Linked DNA regions of Mus musculus: region 1 is linked to region 2. A link is a contact called in ENCODE Hi-C or POLR2A ChIA-PET data. All regions are on one chromosome and are shown on one strand. Each heading gives the region's core, a stretch centred on a gene start or an enhancer-like site at or near the end of the contact. The rest is flanking DNA. Distances are from core to core; before and after follow the strand shown. Region 1 holds the start of Recql (RecQ protein-like). Region 2 holds the start of Pyroxd1 (pyridine nucleotide-disulphide oxidoreductase domain 1).

Region 1 (2,700 bases), core at 151-2,650, 41 kb after region 2:
GAAATTAATATTCTAAGTAAATAATTTCCAGAGCCTCCTCTCTTCTGCGGGAGCTTACTCCATTTCTCTATAAAATTTGCTCACTTGCAGAGGGGGGGTGAGGTACACACTAGTACTCTTTTGGCTTAAAAGAATCTGGGACAGTTACAAGTGGAAGGAAACATGACTTATATTAAAATTTAAAGATTAAAACTTGGCCTGAACATTTAACTCCCCAAACTGTTATGTTTGCTCAATGACAATCTGTTACCATTACATAAAAACAAAATTAGAAAGCATGTTATATTTTGCTTAATTTTGTATTTTTAGTAATTATTTGGGTAGACGTGTAACCTGCCCAAAATTCCCTTGGAAGAACTTAGGTTTTCTGCCTATTTAAGTTTCAACAGTTTGCTAATTTTAAAGTCATTCGTACTCAGAACACAGGCTTTTTTTTGGGGTGGTGTTTTAGTTTTCTGTGTTAGGGGCCAAGGACCTCATTGTGTTCATGAACTGTTGTGAACAACTTTTTTGCTCAATCAATGACAATCTGTCACCATTACATAAAAGCAAAAAACAAACGTTTGAAAGTGTGTTATATATTGCTTAATTTTATATTTGCTAAACCTAAGAGTGCTCTCCAAAGACAGATTCTGCACCCGCCTATTCTCACTTGAACTGTTTCCTTTATCGAATTTGTACCCTTCCTGTGCATGGCTGTTAAGACAGATAAGCCCTGATTAAAGAGTAAGGACAAAACTAACGGACATTTAAGGATGGGTTTAAATCAAGACTCCTCCTTCCTCACGTATGAGAACATCTCCTTATCACTTCCTAGACTGATACTATTCTGCCCATGGACTCTAAGGTCCTGTATCATGGCAGAGCCTGAATCTCTTCACTTTTGTAAACAGCCTAGAAAAAAAAAAATGCCTTTTCCGGAACCTAAAAACAGGCGCTTTCTCTTCGCTTAGGAGAGATTCGGTCTAAGTTCATTTCCTGCCACTACTTCAAATATATATATATTTTTGGACTTTGCTGCCAATAACCTACCCCTTGCCTAAATTAGGCAACTTCACAGCAAAACATAGCGTAGCACGAAATATATCCAAGAACTAAGTTACAAAGAGGTCTGTCAGTCAAAAAACGTGAACCAGGTCCACTGTCATCAGTGCGGAAGGAAAACGCACGCTAACCCTGAGCGCATCCCTCCACCCCGCCGGCTCCACAGACGAGGCAGAAGCGCAAGCTGCGGCGACCAGGGCTCCTGAAAGCGATGGCAGAGACGACGCCCAGCTCCTATCCGCCCAGCAGACAGCCGCGGACCCACGCGCCGGAACCGGCACCACCACGAACCTGTCAGCCGCTCCGCGCGTAAAAACCTTCCCGCCGCCCGGCATGCAGCGCCCACCCTTCCGGATCAGCCCCCTCCACCAATCACAAGCCATTGCCTTCTCTGATTGGCTGCGTGGTGCGGCGTCCGGGTGCACATCCGAACAAGAGCGCGTGCTATTGGTCTCGCTGCAGCCAATGGAGCGCGGCCTTGCGGCCCGGCGGCGGCGGCTGCGTGTTTCCGGAAGACGTGGCGGCTCGGGCCCGGGCGGCGTCGCCGAGGCTCTTCTCCGGACCAGGCTTCGCAGCGTGGGCCCCGAAGCACCGCGGTCCTCGCCGCCGCCACCATGATCTCCCTCACGGATACGCAGAGTAAGCGCTGCCGGGCCCCAGCGTTGGCCGGTGCTCCCGCCTCAGCCTCTGCTCCGCCCCGCAATGAATGGAGCGAGCGCGCGTGGGGCGGCGGCCCGCGGGAGGGAGGGGGCCGTGACGGGAGGACCGCCGACCTGCCTCGGCCCAAGTGCCGCCGCCGCCTTCGCCCCGGTGGCACCCGTGCTCTGTCCCACGGAACAGCCGTCGGACCAAGTTTCCGGGGTGGCGGGAATGGGACTGTCCGCCCGCGCGGAGCGCCTGCAAGGCTGGGGTGGGCTGGGGGCGTAGAGAGCCGTGATCAGACTCCACTGTTACCTACCTACCCAAAATTCCCTTAACAAGGACTTCGGTTTTCCGCTCGTTTAAGTTTCAACCAAGTTTACTAATGTTAAAAAGTCACTTTGTGCTCTGAGCATTGACTTCGATGGTTTAGATTTCTGGGTTAGGAGCCAGGATCACACTGTAGGTTAACGAGGCTGGCCTTGCGCTCATTGTGTCAGTGCTAGCCTTCCCACTTGTAATCCTGCCCCGGTCTCTAAAGTTATGAGATTACAAGCATGAAGGACTCTGCCTGTCTGTACTGGGAAAGGATTTCTTTATTAGTGTTGTATTCTGTACTTCGTGGCGTGTTCTATTTTAGCATCCTGTTTCTGCCTATCTCATCATTCTGACCAGCTTTGCAGTCTTCAGTCTTGCCTTTTTTTTTTTTTTTGTAGCCCCAGAGATTAGAGCATCTCAGCCAAATGTTTCTGCAGACTAGCAGAGCGTTATCCCTATCTCCATCGTTTTCTCTGTGACTTCATTTTTCTATGTTTTCTTATCAATCTTAATTATTTTTCTATTTATAAATTCTACCCAAGCTGGTTACTTTTTAAAGATATCTTTATGGGTATGACCTCTTTTTGCCTCACTTTTGCTCATTACCATGAACTTTGTTTCTTCAAACTATATTCACCTTAGCTTTTCAAGATTCTAACATCCCACTGAAGTGAAACAAAAACCTTCCTTGAAGTTATT
Region 2 (2,700 bases), core at 81-2,580:
ATGGTGAATGGATACAGTTTGAATATTAGTTAATATTTCTATTTATGTTGATGAGTAACATGTCCAACAGAAGTTCTAACTATGATAAACAAATGAATCAGGTGTGTTTACATGTGGGTATTACAAATAGAACTATTTTACTGAGATCACCAACCACTGAAGTCACCAGAAATAGTAGCTGGGGTCGTGTCAAGGAGCTTACGACTTTGGTGTAGTTGGGATGAAGTAAAGCAGGGTAGGTTTAAACTCATAAGATGTTTTTGGGCTACATAGAGGCAACTCCTTTCTCCATTTTACAGTTATTAAAGTTATTGATGAGGAGCGGCAGCTTATTGAGGGAAAGGAGTTGCAAAAAGCTGACGTTGTGTGTGCTAAGAAAAGAAAGAAAGCAGCGGTGTCATTCAAAGCTGAGGAGCAAATGGTCTCCTGTAAAACGATGAAGCAGTGTATATCTATAATGAGATATAGAGTCCCTGTTACCCAGATTGGCCATCCTCAGAGTTTAAAGAATTAAAGAGGCATCAATAAATACCAGTGTTAGACAGAGACGATTAAAAAAGGCCTTAATATTAAAATCAAACCGCCAAGCGAGACAATCCACAAGGGCACAAAGATTAACAGCAAGGTAAGAGAGGATACTGCAGAGGAAAGAGGTGAAAACAACTCAGCCATTTCTGAACGCCATTCCTCAGGCAAATGAACACTAGGAAACTATAACTGTTAAGAAATGCTATGTTTTTGCACCTGTACATTTTTACTGAGCTCAGAATTGGAAGTTAGAGGCTAACTTCTTCAACTATTCAACAGTATTTGATTGTCATAAAGATGTCATAAAGAATGAGTTTTCAAAGGCCGGGCATGGTGGCGCACGCCTTTAATCCCAGGACTCGGGAGGCAGAGGCAGGCGGATTTCTGAGTTCGAGGCCAGCCTGGTCTACAAAGTGAGTTCCAGGACAGCCAGGGCTATACAGAGAAACCCTGTCTCGCAAAAAACAAAAACAAAAACAAAAAGAATGAGTTTTCACAATATCCCATTGCTATGTGAAGGGCAGCAATCGAGACTATTCCAGAGGATTCGAGTTCTTCCCCTACAGAATAAGAAGAGGCTCGCATGAAAGTCCCCTAAGGCAGGGGCAACCAGAGTTCAAGATGTGGGCGTGGTAACAGCCGGAAAGTCTGCCTCCAGATTTTCAAACGCAAAACACGTGGGAAATACTCATACGGACTAAGTGTGAGCTTCCGGGCACCCGTAGTCCAATGTCAATGGCCCGAGCGCCGGAAGTGATTTGTGGGCAGCGTCTCTTCCGGGTAGAAAATAGCTGGAACTTTCACCAGTGTTCAGTCTGCCGCCAGCCCCCGGGGAACTATGGAGGCCCCGCGACCGGCAGGGACATTCGTGGTGGTAGGAGGTGGCATCGCTGGCGTCACGTGTGCCGAGCAGGTTCGTGGGCGCGTGCTCCGCCCCTTCTGGACCCTGTTGTCGTGGTTACGGGAGATTGCGGCGGGCGGCACCGCTTCGCGGGTCGCTCTTCCGGCTTTTCCCCACGCCCACTCGGCGGCGCCGCTGGTGGGGAGGCTGCGCAGAGCCCCGTTGTAGCGTTTGGGGCCAGGAGTAGACAGTGCCTAATTAGCTAGGAATCCAAAATCGAACCAGACTCCGGGTGGAATAGTGTGCCAGTGGGCAGGAGACCTTGGCGTTTGGACAGAAAATTCTCCCACTTTTCAGATTTCCTTCACACATGAAATTTAGTTTCTTGATAAGTGCCACGACGTTAATAAATAATTTCAACGTTACCTTGAACTCCAAAGATAAAATTTCATGTCTAGCAGAAGTTTGGGGCAAAGGACTACAGATGAGGAAATTCTAATCATGATAAACAAATGAATCAGATGTGTTTACATGTGCGTATTACAGAAAAGAACTATTTTGTTGCGATCACCAACCGCTGAAGTCACCAGAAATAGTAGCAGGAAGTGTTTTTTGAGTTGTTAAACTTGGGTGGTGCAGCTCCTGTTTATCCATCAAAGAGTTCATATTCCAAGTCACGTCATCACTGTGTTACCTTAATCTTAGGAGTTACTGGTAGGAGTGAATTAAGGTAAGGGGTAATTAACTTCTCTTAATGTGTAAAGATTACCAAATAGAGAAGAAAAACATACTCCACAGTGTAGCCTTCATGGGAAGAAAGCATGACTTAAATTGCAAGCAGAGAAGCTGATAAGAGACAGAAGCAAGGAAGACTGCCAGAGTTCAGACCACATAGGTTGATACGACTTGCTGTGTTTAATGAAAGTCTGCAAATAGATGGTTTCGAGTTAGGGGTGAAAGCTTTGTAAATTTGATTAGCTACAGTGTGTGTGTTAAGGGCAAATGGTCGACAGCTGTGTGAAGCAGGAAGCTAACCTGTAGATAGTTCTCAGGAGTATTAAGTTTTGAGAACTTGATCCAACAAGAAATGTACAAGATAGATTACAGAATATGAAGAGGAAACAAAGGCAGAGAGTGGTCAGATATAGGACATTCAAATAGGTTGAGTCACAGGACTGTTGTATGGCCTGAGGGCGTGGGGTTGAGGGTGCTGAGCTTCGTGGGACATGAGCAGGGACATGGGACAGGCAGTGGAACAGAATCCAAGATGAGCAAACGACCACCCCCCTCCGGAGTGTAGGGAAAAGGTAGAAATCGTGAAACTGCTGCAT

What was found. Hi-C counts contacts between places; a loop is a spot of excess contacts on that map. ChIA-PET counts read pairs that join two places held with the same protein, here RNA polymerase II (POLR2A).
Region 1: a map of gastrocnemius shows a loop between it and region 2 (5-fold over the local background). The contact joins the promoter of Recql here to the promoter of Pyroxd1 in region 2. A Hi-C loop is called at or near these places in 17 of 37 maps with a recorded cell type or tissue (T-helper 1 cell, T-helper 17 cell, adrenal gland and 5 more). POLR2A ChIA-PET finds 5 or more read pairs at or near these places in 1 of 5 experiments (Patski).

Annotation. Positions count from the first base shown.
Region 1 is chr6:142,385,687-142,388,386 of GRCm38, forward strand. It overlaps Recql (RecQ protein-like), which reads right to left and starts at 1,401. Exons shown (of 15, transcript NM_023042.3): 1 at 1,336-1,401. It overlaps Golt1b (golgi transport 1B), which reads left to right and starts at 1,557. Exons shown (of 5, transcript NM_025872.4): 1 at 1,557-1,683. The coding sequence starts at 1,659.
Region 2 is chr6:142,344,367-142,347,066 of GRCm38, forward strand. Pyroxd1 (pyridine nucleotide-disulphide oxidoreductase domain 1) reads left to right here and starts at 1,331. Exons shown (of 12, transcript NM_183165.3): 1 at 1,331-1,441. The coding sequence starts at 1,367.